Regions from separate parts of the Homo sapiens genome. Here all the other regions are linked to region 2. A link is a loop called in an ENCODE intact Hi-C map of the cell type or tissue named here. Cell type or tissue: A673. All regions are shown on one strand.

The links. Peaks named below come from ENCODE experiments on the same cell type or tissue, not always from the same donor. Only the 100,000 strongest peaks of a DNase experiment are listed, where the experiment ranks them.
Region 1: a loop joins it to region 2, with 4 times the contacts of the local background. A loop is called at or near these places in 36 of 110 quality-filtered maps.
Region 3: it touches region 2 in a loop (5-fold over the local background); 7 of 110 quality-filtered maps call a loop at or near these places.

What each region holds. Positions count from the first base shown.
Region 1 is chr3:29,142,947-29,147,946 of GRCh38, forward strand. No RefSeq gene overlaps it. Among named protein-coding and RNA genes, the nearest start is that of RBMS3-AS3, 140 kb to the right of the region's middle. In A673, CTCF peaks have their summits at 1,996 and 2,202; a DNase peak (open chromatin) is centred at 2,085.
Region 2 is chr3:29,761,878-29,766,877 of GRCh38, forward strand. RBMS3 (RNA binding motif single stranded interacting protein 3) reads left to right here. Exons shown (of 15, transcript NM_001003793.3): 6 at 1,033-1,112. Among named protein-coding and RNA genes, the nearest start is that of RBMS3-AS2, 120 kb to the left of the region's middle. In A673, a CTCF peak has its summit at 2,977; DNase peaks (open chromatin) are centred at 2,404 and 2,914; H3K27ac peaks cover 509 bases.
Region 3 is chr3:28,473,537-28,478,536 of GRCh38, forward strand. All of the region lies in intron 4 of ZCWPW2 (zinc finger CW-type and PWWP domain containing 2), which reads left to right. Among named protein-coding and RNA genes, the nearest start is that of LINC00693, 99 kb to the right of the region's middle. In A673, a CTCF peak has its summit at 2,830 (motif pointing right); a DNase peak (open chromatin) is centred at 2,865.

The sequences.
Region 1 (5,000 bases), 620 kb before region 2:
AACAGCCCTGTAAGATAACCTTATTTGTATAAGTGTTCCCATTTTTCAGAGAAGAAAAATGACCTATACAGGGGTTAACTAACTTGGTTAAGGTCACCCAGCTAGTGCCACCTAGCAGGCTGCCTGTCTTAGAACATGCAATGGTGGATAAATACAGCTACCAGAATATAATATCAGATATGTTTTTAAAATGGAATGAGAAACCATCTCTCTAGGGTTGGCCCTACACACTACAAATGTCCAACCTGGGCATCTAGTCATTGAAGCCCCGCACCTAACCACAGAGTGGTGCCTTCCCCATAGAACAGGTTACTCCATGTATGTTCATGTTCATTTCGATTGCTGCCCCATTGTATTTTCATGATTTCCTGCTATTTTTTTTAGTTTTGTGGCATAGATATTGCTATTTCACCTGTAATGTGACTATTGCCTCAACAGTTGACTTCCTCTGTTAACATTATTGTTTTCTTAGCTGTTTCCTTCCCCATTTTCACCTCCAGTTGTCTACATTTACATTCCCCAGTTCTCTAACAACTTTCTACCCTCCTGGGCTAACGCATATTTAATAAGTTTGTATGGTTTATCTTTAAAGTTTGTTTTTCCTGCTTTTAGAGCTATTAAGTAGAACTCGATAAATTGCTGGAGGATAAATTGTGGTGCACATTGAATCTATGCAAATTTGTATTTTGTTTTAAGTGTCTCGTTTTCTACAATCACATGCCTGGCTGATAAATCAATGGCTTTATTTTCTATAGAACCTCCCTCGGCATGATCTTCAAGGCAGGTAACCCTACTCCATCAGACCTCCTGAACTAGTCCTCCTCCGTTACTTAACCTAGTGCCTATCTTAGAACATGCGATGGTGGATATATTCAGCTGCCAGAATATAATATGAGATATGTTTTTAAAATGGAATGAAAAACCCTCTCTCTAGGGTTGGCCCTACACACTACAACTCTCTTTGTCATACCCTTAGCCACCAGATCCCTACCTTCAGGTCACCAGCCTGGAGCTGCAGTCATTTGAGTTTGTGATTAATGCTTTAGCATTGGATTTCTGGATATCCAGAGGTAACTGAGTTTCAATCATGCTTGACGCCCCTTGCTTTGTTTCTAACTTTGCTTTTTACTTGCCTTCCACCTTGTTTTGACTTCACCATCAATCCAGTCTTGGGTTCAAACTGACTCTGGTTTTCCCCACTTCTTGAGTGACTCCCAGCTAATCTTTGTTGTTCTGTCATAACTAGGTCTTGGTTCCTCACTGGCTGTTGGTCCCTGACTTGGGTCCGGTGCTTATGACATTCCGCTGCCTTGTTCCAGGCTTGCCCTACGTGGCAGCCACCATATCCACTTCTTCTTCTGAACCCTGCTGACTTAGGGGCTTCTGGTGCACTCTCAACACCTAAGGACTGCTTCTGCCTTGCAACCCGGTCTCTTTTAACCTTTTGTGACATTTGAGTCAGTCTTTAGGAACTGCACAAGCAAAGCTGCTGAGAGTCTCTTGCTAAATGTTGTTCTTATCATCTTCTTTGTGCTTTGCAGTAAGTTATGAGCACATTCCCTCTTATCAAGCATTAAGTGAGGTGTTGTGGTAGAAACACTATTACTTCCTTCCTAAGTCGGTGTACTGCATATGTGGAGAAGTTGGCCAAATGCCCCATGCTTGGGCTTTTGGCTAAGCCCTAGCACATGCAACTTATACAAAAGAAGCTGCTAGCTCAGCACCTGACTGGCATCCCTGAAGCCCGTGGGGAAAGTATGTAAATTTGATTCAAAAAGGAACTCTGGATTGCCTACACTAATGCTATAATTCTGACTGTTAATCCTGACAAACAGCGGCCTGTAATTCTTGTTAACTCTCTAGTATCTAACCTGACATATACCATACCATTTCAAAAGATCAATTCCCAGTAAATACAGGATGTTTTCAGTTGACTGTCCACAGTATTTAGCAAAGATGTTTTACACCAGTGCCCAAAAGACAGGTCTTTAATAGCCACCACTTCTGTTTCAAGCTGCAGACAGTAGGGGTAGATAGAAGTACACATCTGAAAGACAGCTGAGTGTTTCTTCCCGACACCAGACGCTTCTCTCCTGGAATAGGGCCAGATCGGAGCTGTCTGGATTCTTTGTGAGCCTGTTCCAAACTAACGTATTTATTATCAAGGAGGAAAGCTTGCCTGATGTTAGATCACTGATGTTTGCTTTGCAGTGTTTTCTTGCAGAAAATTGCAAGAAAGAGCTTGAAACAATTTTGGTGAGGAAACTACAGAGAAATCCACTTTTCTCAAGGGTGAAGTCCTGACAATACCCCTGCAGATTGGGAAAACTGGCTATCACCTTTTTCCTCTTTTTATAAGAAAAGTGATGCTTCCCAAATGATAAATAGTGACAATATATGAGGGTCTAATGGTATTTTGTTAAAGGCTGGAGCATTCTTACTGAATGTTTTAAATATTCTTGGTTATGAGAATAGGGATTTATTTTTAAATGATTATTTGGCCCAGACAATGCTTATAAAATATGTACATTCTGTTGGTACAACATACAAATCTTTTGTGGTGGTTTTGAGAAAACCCCAGACTTCTCAAGTCTGGGAACAGATGGAGCTCTAAACTCAACCGCATCTTACAAAAAGGACATGTGTTACTATCTGCCTGTCTTTTCACTTTATGTGAGATGTTCCACTTTCTAGTGAGCAGTTATCAGACTTCTGTGAGTATACAAACTTTTGAAGTGGATGTGTTACACAGTTGTAAAATTAGAGAATTTTGGACTCAGCTATGTCTTTTAACAGGTATTGGTAATTAAGACCTTTGGAAAGTGATAACCATTTAAATGTGTTTCACAAGATGGGATCTGTAGCATTTTGGTCACAGGTATCGACATGTATACATCTGTAAGAACTTGAACTCAAATGCTTTGAAAACATCAAGATAAAATAGTTCATTTAAATTATAAAATTTCTCATTCCCTCATTCCTGTGTAGCTGACTAAAATCCACTGGATAAGACCTAACTGGTGGTGTATGCAGGGCACTGGAGATGTTGTACATTATTCATAACTTTAGCTGGTATTTATGAACTTCCTACTATTCAATTAGGAAGTTATTTATGCTAAATCTTGACAGAGCAATCTCAAAGTATAGAGTTTAGAATCACCTCCCATTTAAAGAAAAGAATAAATTTCCTTCCTTCCTTCCTTCCATCATTCCTTCCTTTCTTTTCTTTCTTTTTTTTGAGACAGAGTCTTGCTCTGTAGCCCAGGGTGGAGTGCAATGGTGCTATCTCGGTTCACTGCAGCCTCCACCTTCCAAGTTCCAGTGATTCTCCTGACCAGCCTCCTGGGTAGCTGAGATTACAGGCACATGCCACCGCGCCTGGCTAATTTTTGTATTTTTAGTAAAGACAGGGTTTCACCATGTTGGCCAGGCTGGTCGTGAATTCCTGACCTCAGGTGATCCACCTGCCTTGGCCTCCCAAAGTGCTAGGATTACAGGCATGAGCCACCATGCCCAGCCCTTTCTTTTCTTTTGTTATTCAAATTATTTTCACAATAAAGGGCCAAGTTTTATGAAAAGCAGAATTGCCTTCTGTAAAGAACATAAAGTTGTTGTGTTTCAGTTTCTCATATGCCAAGCTGTTACATCAAAGCTAAAGCTTGTCAATGTTGAATAGAAAGTTAAATTATTTAACTTAAAAACACTAATCAATACTAATCAAAAGATTCATTGTAAGCTACTTTAACAAAGATTCATACTACACGTATAATAATTCAACTTATATGTATACTATAAAACTATAAAAACTAAAAAAACATGGATACTATAAAAACTAAAAAAAACTAATCAATACTAATCAAAAGATTCATTGTAAGCTACTTTAACAAAGATTCATACTACACGTATAATAATTCAACTTATATGTATACAATTGACTTAAAATATATTTTCTATAAAAGTATGCTTCTTAGCTAGTCATAAAATATTGACTGGATAAAGGAATCAGTCTTAGAGATGGTACTTTCTACATGGTACTTCTACAAGCAATTAAATACAATATTGTAGGCCGGGCATGGTGGCTCACTCTTGTAATCCTAGGACTTTGGGAGGCTGAGGCGGGTGGATCACCTGAGGTCAGAAGTTTGAGAACAGCCTGGCCAACATGGTAAAACCCTGTTTCTACTAATAATACAAAAAAAAATTAGCTGGGTGTGGTGGCACGTGCCTGTAATCCCAGCTACCTGGGAGGCTGAGGCAGGAGAATCGCTTGCACCTGGGAGGCAAAGGTTGCAGTGAGCCGAGATAGCATCACTGCACTCCAGCCTGGGTGACAGAGTGAGACTCCATCTCAAAAACAAAATAAAAAAAAAACAAAAAAATATTGTAAATCATCATTAACAGAATAAACAAGAATATTTGTTATTGGGCATATTGTAACACTGGGGAAAATAGCGTTTGAAATAGGCAATGTTGACATGCATATTTCGGTATGTTCAAGGCCTTAATGATTACTTTGCATTTCACTTTCTCAAGATGGAAGTCTCTAAGGTCAGGCTTCTTAGTTGTTTGTGTCATTACATCTCTTCATTCCTTTACATTGCCTGTGGAAGGCTCTGAAATGTGAAATGCCACTTAGAATCTGAAATAGCTTTATTTGTTTATTTTTTTAACGTTGAATTTGGGGTACTAGGAGGTAGGTAGGGAAGATCTGGTGGACTCGTATCTTCTAGAACTATCCAAAGAAATATTTCTTTTTTTGTCATGTGGCTTTTCAGAACTTGAACAAATTGTCTGTTTTTGTGTTTTTTTTTTTAATAGAATGGGCCATGACTAAACTCAATTGCCTAGTCAGTAACTAATTTGATATAAGTCTTATGGGAGGTGCCAATTAAGCATAATGTAAAAATTTTCATGTTCAGCAGTGGCAGACTACGAGTTAAAGTGTTGGGTCTTTGGCGCTTTCCCTCTGTGTTATGGAAAAAGGAAAAAGAGATGACTTT
Region 2 (5,000 bases):
GTGTGTATGCTGTTTCTTAAATGTATTTTTGCCTCTAGTATACTCTTTGGAAGACTTAATTTTCTTTTATCAGAATTAATCCTTAATTATTATCCTCCCCATCCAATTTTATAAAATAAAAAAGGCCAGATATTATCCATTATTTGGAAACTGCTACAAATATTACTGTACTTAAGATATGGTAACATTGCCAAAATTTAAATTATGTTGGTATGGCTCAAAATGTTCATGCTTTAGGTTGTATGTGAGATGCCAAAATTTGGCACAAGAATACCAGTTTAGGAATATTGATAAGATAGTATGAAAAAATAGGATATTGTCCAAAATTCAATATTGAGAAAGCATAGAACCTAAGGTTTGTGTATCTATACCTTCCTTCAACATGTAGGACCCCACCTAACTCTTTGGATGTCTTACATAAAGTGGATTTTCAATAAAAATGTCATAATGCTGACGACTACATTACTATACCAATCAGTCCTTTAGGCTGCAAGCCATGCAAATAAAACACATCTTGTCAACCTCTTTTGTGAAATCCATCAGCAGTATAGCTTAGTAGCTATAGCACAGGCTTTACTGTTGCACAGATGTCAGTTCAAATACTGACTTTTCCTCTTATTGGAAAGGTAGTTTATCTGTTTAAGCCTCAGTGACCTTATTGATATGAATGACAATAAAAAGACTTACCCATCAGGTTTGCTAATTCATCATTCAACAGACATTTGTTGAACACTTTCAATTGCCAAATATTGCTGGGTGAATTAAGATAATGCCGCAGGGTTACCTCTGAACGAGTGCTCAGAATAGAGCCCTCCACATAGACACCTTTCAAAGAGTGAATAATACTTTCTAAGCATTAATGAGTTTGTGATGTTCTCTTATCAATCTGGTCATCATGTTCATGAAAAAAGTTGGCAATTAGGGTACAATTCTCAAATCAAGTATTTCTATGGCTTTCTTGTTTTCCTTTACTTCTTAAGTTTCTTTTTCTTGACAACCATATATGACCTCTGGTTTACCTTTTTTTCCCAGAATGGAGTCTACTGAAAAATGTGAAGTGGTAATTCAACATTTTAATGGAAAATATCTGAAAACACCACCAGGCATCCCAGGTAAGAAATTCACTAATAAGTGACTGAATGATGCCGAGGCTTAAATTGCTCTTATTAGAATAAGTACATTGTAAAGCCCTTGTTGATCACTGCAGAGTTGGGGGGTTTGCTTTTCTTAATGTGTATTTTCAAATAATACTGTGTAGCAACTCATCTTTCTCAAAAGCTTTTTGGTAATTCTTCTTTTGCTTTTTGAATCTCTGCTGCTAACTTTCTAAAGTGGATTAGAAGAAAACCATAGCAAAGAATAGTTAAAGAATGATGTGCTGGAAGTGATAGAATTTTATGACTCAGCATTAATATTAAAATTCCAATTTCCAAGTTACAAAATATCCAAACAATGATATTCACAATGAATCCCACAAATTGATGCCAGCCCTGAAACATTTCTTACCAGTCCATGACAAGAAAAGCACAGAAACTGAGAGAAAGCATTTAGAAACTAGTATAGCGATTTGACAATGTCATGAAATCTCAGTGCATAATTTTCTTTTACAAAAATATCAGTTACTGACAAATTGGAAATTTTAGAAAATACTGTCTATTTATCAGAGCTAGTTTGAGAAGCCCCAATCTGGACTATCCCAGGGCATTTCACACTTCCCAAGGCAAAATTCCTAAGGTTTTATACACATTATAAAGTGTTCTAATTTTATGCTATTAAGAATTGCATTAAACATGAAATAATTGGATTTATTATGTGTATCAGAGCTACAAATGCCAGAACTTGAGGCAGTAGTGTATGTGGAAGGTTTTAATATTAACTAAGTAAAGTTTTAAATATAATTCCAATATAAAAAATTAACAATGGAATGAAGTATTAAACTAAGAAAAATTACGTAAAGATTCATCTGAATAAGGCAGTTTGGTTTATTTGTTGGTCTTTTATATACAGTTATTCTCAGAGGAGACTAAGGCGACTTCTTCCATCTTACAATATGTGACTTTAATCTTTTTAAGCTTGATTTCAATACCGTTTGCTGTATAATGCATCTACTATTTAAAACCCATCAGAGAGTTCAGAGGTTGAGCATTTTAGTTCCTTAAAATATATTGAGTTTATAGATAAGAGGAAGCATATACAAAAAGAGAAATATTTTTGTGGAGGGTTTTGTAATGACTTGCTTTTTTTAAGGGGGGATGTCAAGAATGCAGAAAGACCCTTCAGACAGACACTTGCATAATCTGAAAACCTAAAGTAGCTGATTGCTGGCTAATCAGTGAGTCAACATACAGTGAAGACTGTGCCTTGATTTGGTTAGCTTCCATGTGTAACGTTCCCTTGGGAACTGACTGCATTATGATCCAATTGGAGACATATGGTGTTGTTAAGAAAAGAGTTAGCAGTTTTCATCTCAGCATGTTAGCTGCCCTTGCATTTTAGCAGAAATACTTTTTTTTTTTTTGTATAAACAGACATTTTAAGACACTTTACTCAAATCCGTCATCGAGTAAAGGAGTTGCATTGTTTGTGGACTTTCCTCTTGTTTGTCCTATTTCATCCAACGGATACCTATTTATATAGAAGTTGTTCAAACTAGGTGTAAATTATATAATTATATAAAAATAAAAATGAGCACACTGTGTAGAAATTATGAATGATTCAAGTTTTAGCACAAGTCTCAATTTTTTGATTTGTTCAAAATATTGGTATGTCAAAAAGACGTATTGAAAGCCTTCTTGCCCTGATTGATTTGAAAGTATTTTATTTGGTTTTCCCCAATGAACATATTGCTGACTAATACAATTTAATGCTGAAGACAAAGAAAGTCACTACAAATCCCCAAATGTCTGGGCATCCTTCCAGAATATGCAGGCTATGATATTAACCTATCTAATATCATAGCTACACCCAATGGAAACATTGTGAATAGCAGGAACTTGGTTATGAGTTTTCTCACTCATTTTTATCTCCCGGGAACAAGAAAGACAAAATAATTATGTTCAGTTATAAAACTCTTAGGAGAGACAACTGTATGCTTCTGAGATTTCCACTCATCATAATAGAACTAAATACAGAATATTGATCATCATCAGTGCTTGAATCTGCTTATTTATAAATTACTTTGAAAGTTAGAGTTGAATAAAGGCTTCAAATGCTAAGTAAAGACATTTAATCTTTGATACTTAAATTAGGTGTGGAAGAAAAGAGGATATAATACAAGATATGGGTATTTTGCAAGGTAAAGTAGTAATTTGCCCTTGTTGAGTATAATTACTAAGTCATAACAGGTATAATTACAATTTGGGTATATGCTGTCTGCCTTTATTGGTCCTCATTACTTATTACCTGGAAATAGCTGAAATCTTACTTTCAGAAATGTATGTCTTAACCAATATTTGATTCCATATTTAAGACAGGGAGTAGGATATCACTATGAGCTATGGCATCAGATATTTATACTTTTTTTAAGTGGCCAATTTCCGAATCTTTTTCATTACTTTAGAGAGTGTGTCTTTGCTTGTGAATATGCTCAACTATAATTGGTGTGACCCACTGAAAACTAAAATACAATTTTTAAAATTTGAAAAATCTCAGTGTTCTGCCTTATCAAGATTTGACATATTTGAATTCAGAAGTTTGTGGTTTTATAGAACTGCACATTGATTGTTTAAATACATTGCTTTAAGGTCATGTAGATGAGGGACTCACAGGGATCCAATAATGATGACCTGAGATCCTCGGGTCTTAAGAAAGCTGTGGAAAGATTGAATATGATGTCAATCATCTTCTTCTCATACTAGGGCCCTATTGTATTAGTTTGTTTTCATGCTGCTGATAAAGACACATCCAAGACTGGGCAATTTACGAAAGAAAGAGATTTATTGGACTTACAGTTCCACGTGGCTGAGGAGGCCTCACAATCATGGTGGAAGGTGAAAGGCATGTCTCATATGACGGCAGACAAGAGAAGAGAGCTTGTGCAGGCAAACTTCCCATTTTAAAATGATCAGATCTCATGAGACTTATTCACAATCACAAGAACAGCACCGGAAAGACCTGCACCCATGATTCAATTATCTCCCACTGGGTCCCTCCCACAACACATGGGAATTCAAGATGAGATTTGGGTGGGGACACAGCCAAACTATGTTGCCTACATTTAATATAACTCTAAGCAAGTACTGAGCAATTGGTGCCATATTCATACGGTCTACGTCTCTGTTTAGGCACAGTGTGGGGAAAATGTGCCTGTGTTATTGGGCAAATATAATGGCATTTGGTTTCTGTCACTGTTGACAATGACAATTATTCTTAAAGGAGATGCAAAGCTAATTATTTTCCTGAGATGATCATCTAGTTTCCAAGTCCCCTACTATGTCATTTCTAAAAAAGAACAAGGAAAAAATCTATTTCAACCTAAAATGTTGACATTGCTCTGAATTTCAAATTCTAAAAATTTCATAGTTAAGGAAATTTGCAAGGACATGTAACACTGACCACATTTATGTTGCTGCCCCATTTCGATTTGAGCCATTGTTGGAATAATTTGCTAATTAAATATGATTCATGTTGGTATTGGGTTCTAATTCCTGACAGATAAGTGAGTTGGAAGAGAACTTTACAGATATCTTTTTGGAACACGCTTTATTTCTCTGGGCTCCTCCTATTTATTCATAAAAGATCTTTTTTTAAATGAATACATCATGGATGATTGATGTCTTTTAGCATATCCCAGAACTACCTCTGTTCATTTTAGATTATAATGTTATCCCCAGATTTTGGTTCCCTGGATCAATGAAGCTAAATATACATGCCAAAAATCAAATTATTGAGTACTAGTATACAGGAAGTTAACAAAGATCAGTCACATGTATTGCTGCTAGCAGATGAGAAGGAGAGACCAAAAGCATGTGTTAAATAGTGTCAATCGTTTGAGTGTTGTA
Region 3 (5,000 bases), 1.3 Mb before region 2:
CCAAAAGAAAGGAAATCGGTTTATTGAAGAGATAATCTACACTCTAATGTTTATTGTAGCACTGTTCACAGTGGCCAAGATTTGGAAGCAACCTAAGTATCTATCAGTATATGAATGGTTAAACAAAATGTGGAACACACCGTGGAATACTATTCAGCTATGAAGAAGAAGGAGATCCATTCATTTGCAACAACATGGATGGAACTGGAGGTCATTACGTTAAGTGAAATAAGCACAGAAAGATAAACTTTGCATTTTCTCACTTATTTGTGGGAGCTAAAAATTAAAAGAGTTGAACTCATGGATATCAAGAGTACAAGGTTGGTTAACGGGCTGGGAAGGTTAATGGAGTGTCAGGGGGATGTGGAGATGTTTAATGAGTACAAAAAATAGAAAGAATGAATAAGACCTAGTATTTTCTAGCACAAAAGGGTGACTATAGTTAAAAATGATTTAATTTTACATTTAAAAATAACTAAAGAGTATAATTGGATTGTTTGTAACACAAAAGATAAATGCTAGAGGCGTTAGCTACCCCATTTACCCTGATCTAATTATTACACATTACATGCCTGTATCAAGATACCTTATGTAACCCATAAGTATATACACCTACTATGTACCTACAAAAATTAAAAATTAATAAAAGAAAGATTGGCAAAGATGTCAAAACTCGGAACAGAAGTGTTCTGCAAGGTGTGGGGAAATATATTAAATATATTGCTTGTGGCATTGTAAACTTTGACCTCCTCATTCAAAAGTGATTTCACAATAACCTCCAAAATTTAAAATATACATACATTAAACCTGTAATTTTATGTCTTGGAACTTATCTTTCAGTATACTTTCAAGTGGGCAAAATGACATATGGACAAAATGTTTTTATTTCAGCATTGCTTCCAACAGCGTATTAGGAACAACCTAAGTGTCCATCAGTTGAGCATTGTCAAATAAATAGGGGTACATATATGCCACATATGTGGATATACATACATCTGTTTTCTCATTCTTTCAGTTCTCTCATCCATATTTCTTGCCTTTAAATACAGCGTGTGTGTGTGTGTGTGTGTGTGTGTGTGTGTGTGCGCGCGCGCGCGCGCGCACATGCGCATTTGTGTATGTGTATATGTAATTCCTAAAGTTTATCTGCAGGTAAGTTTTCTGTCCTGAATTTTCATATCCAACTGCTACTTGACATCTCCACCTCGATGTCATAATTATCTTCCTCTTGGGTATTGAGAAGTCTCATGTCAGTATGTCTGAACTATTTGTTGTTGTTGTTGTTGTTGTTGTTGTTGTTGTTGTTTGTTTGAGACGGAGTCTCGCTCTGTTGCCAGGCTAGAGTGCAGTGGCAGGATCTCGGCTCACTGCAACCTCCACCTCCCGGGTTCAAGCAATTCTGCTGCCTCAGCTTCCCGAGTAGCTGGGACTACAGGCACATGCTACCACGCCCGGCTAACTTTTTATTATTATTTTTTTTATTTTTTAGTAGAGGCAGGGTTTCACCATGTTGCCTAAGCTGGTCTTGAACTCCTGAGCTCAGGCAACCTGTCCAACTCGGCCTCCTAAAGTGCTAGGATTACAGGCATGAGCCACCGCGCCCGCCCCAAACTCTTGATCTTCCAACAAATCTTTCTTTCTTGACAGACTCTTCATCTCAGTAGAGAGCAAATTCCATCCTTTTGCCCGCTGAGTTTGAAAGTCCTAGAGTAATCCTCCATTTCTCCCAAAACCAGTTTTCAAGTGGTCAGGACGTGCTTTTTGCTCTATCATCAAATTATGTCCAGAATCCTAACACTTTTTACTACAGTAACTGTTACTGCCCTGGTCCACACTGCCATCATTTCTTGCATAAATTATTGCAATAGCCTCCTAATTGTCCTACTTCTATACTTGCCTCTGTATAGCCTTTCCTCATCAAAGCAATGAGAATGATTTCTTTAAAAACAGGAATTCAAATCAAATATTACTTTTATGCTCAGAACTCTGCCATGGTGCCATTTTCACTCAAAGTAGTAGCCAAAGACCCTACAATGGCTTGCAAAGGCCTTGATGATGTGGCCCTTGTTAATTTTCTGAAATCATTTCCTATTACTCTCTCTCTTCATCGTTTAGACTCAGCTACACTGGATTCTTTGATGCTTCTTTAATATACATGTACTCTCCCACATTAGAGGATTTTTTTCTCTGCCTGGAGTATGCTTTCCATGGATTTATATATGGCTAACTTCCTGCCCTCCTTCAGGGAGATCATGGCCTAAATTCACCTTTTTGATGAGAGTTACCTTGACCACTCATTACCCACCCCTCAGCACTCATGATCACCCTGACTTTGCCTTACATTTTATTACAGAGCACTTATCACCTCTTACACTATAGCCTTATGTTTTATGCTTGTTATATATTGTCTCTTCTCATAGGCTACAATGTAAGCTTTGTCTGTTTTCTTCAATGATAGATCCTGAGAGTCTGGAATATGTTGAATCAATAAATTCAATCTGCAAGAAAATTTAAAAAATCAATTATATATAACTATTCCTAACATTCATTATATATTTATATGTTGTAGAAATATATAATATTATATAAATTGTATAGTTCTATAAATATATAATATCTCTGGAAGACTGTAAAAGAAACTAGTAATAGTAATTTTGGGAGAAGTAGTACCTGGGATGGGAAAGAAGGCACATTCTATATTGTGAGAATTTGCACCTTATCCCTTCTTCAATTAAAAAAAAGTAATTTAAAAATGCAAAGCACAGTTGAGCCTAATTTGGAAATTAAAATTCCTCTTAAAATAGATCCTTAGTTTTTTGAGTTCCTTAGGAGGTTTTAATTTGTAGTACCACTAGGTGGCACATGCCTACTGATAAGTTCAAAGACTCCCAGACACAAGTGTTAAAACAAACCTTTTCAGTTCCCCTAAGTCATCAAAGTTTATTTTAGCTATATGGCACTGATTTTTCTCAAGAATTTTCTTTAATTATTTTCTTATACTATTTCTGTAGGGCAGCAGTCTCCAACCTTTTTGGTACCAGGGACCAGTTTCATGGAAGACAATTTTTCCATGGACTGGGGGAAGGAAAGGGGATGGTTTTGGGATGATTCAAGCACATTACATTTATTGTGCACTTTATTTCTATTATTATTACATTGTAATATATAATGAAATAGTTATATAACTCACCATAATGTAGAATCGGTGAAAGCACTGAGCTTGTTTTCCCGCAACTAGAGGGTCCCATCTGGGGGTGATGGGAGACAGTGACAGATCATCAGGCATTAGATTCTTATAAGGAGCACACAACCTAGATCTCTCCCACGTGCAGTTCACAATAGGGTTCATGTTCCTATGAGAGTCTAATGCCACAGCTGACGTGACAGGAGGTGGAGCTCAGGCAGTAATGCTTGTTCATCCCCCACTCACCTCTTGCTGTGCCGCCCAGTTCCTAACCGGTCATGGACTAGTACTGGTCTGACCCCCTGCTTTAGGGAATATTATAGCAACTGTTCCTACACTATTCCTATATACAGAATAGTGTAGGAACTGTTTAGTGCTATAAGCTTTAAAGTGATTTTTCACCATAATTTCTAATTTAATATTATAACATTTGACTTGCAGAAATGTCTAAAATCTGTGAAGGCTAGCTTAGACATCCTTAAAATAATTTAAAATTTCCAATATTTAGTGAATTGTATCTGCCTCTTTTCATCTGTTTCCTATGAAATAACTTACTTAATGAATGAAATTCATAGATTATGTGTCCAAAAGTAGAGTTTTGTTTGATCCTATTGTTTCACTGCTTTTATGTCAAGTTAATCAGTGCCCAGGACCAAATGCAATTTATCAGCCTCTTTCTGAATACTTTGTATAATATACCATGAGGTATAGGCAAATGGGTACTGTGGAGGATGCAAAGATAAAATATTATGTATTGCCTCCATCTTCATGGACCTTTCATTTTATGGGTAGTGATGTCATGAACACAAATAACTGTAATAGAAGTCAGAAAGTAGTAAATCAATAAATGAAAGTATTTATGTGTAGTGGGAGCACAGAGTTGATATTAATTTGGGGACTCTAAGAATATGGTGACATTTGAGAAGAGCTTTAAATATATAGTTTCATTCTCTGAATTAATTCAATATGGGTCTTATATAGATTTACACTTCTGTGTAAAGGGTGAATTATCTTATACATCTGAGAGAAAAATATAATCTTTATAGATAGGTGTTAATTATAGGTTAATAAAATAAATAGCCATATTCCTTTTGCTGGTATTCAAAATGAAAATGATGGCATGCATTTTATAAATATAACATTTAAAAACATTATAAAAATCCTTTTTGCTGAGTTTTAAAATAACACTGAAAACATTATTGGACTAGGTCAATTTAACATTTATTTTTGACCCAGATATTTTTTCATTTTGTTTTTCTTCTTAAAATATATTTTTTGAAAATTAAATATGCATTTAGAAAATGTGCTGTATCCAAGTAAAATAACTTACTGAGTTCTTATTATGCCATGAAACTATAATCTATTATTTTATTTCATACTCATGAAACCTTATGATGTATGTAGTGTTATCATTCACAGTTTTTAGATAAAGAAACTAGGGCACAGAAGGTTTAAGAAATTTGTATGCATATGTTAATATCTGCTGTAACACTAAAACTAGATGTGAATAGAATTTTTTATTTTTTATTATTTTATTTTTTGAGACAGAGTCTTACTCTCTCACCTAGACTGGAGTGCAGTGGCACAATCTCGCATCACTGCAGCATCTGCCTCCCAGGTTCAAGCAGTTCTCCTACCTCAGCCTCCCAAGTAGCTGGGAATTACAGGTGTGAACCACTGCACCCTGCCAAATTAATTTTCTTCTAATAAGAAACTTGATTTTCAATTTGTACCACTTTAGTATAATTGCTATGTTTTTTAAAAGGAAATCAACATTATTCTTATTAAATCTATTAATATTAACTACTTTGTGACG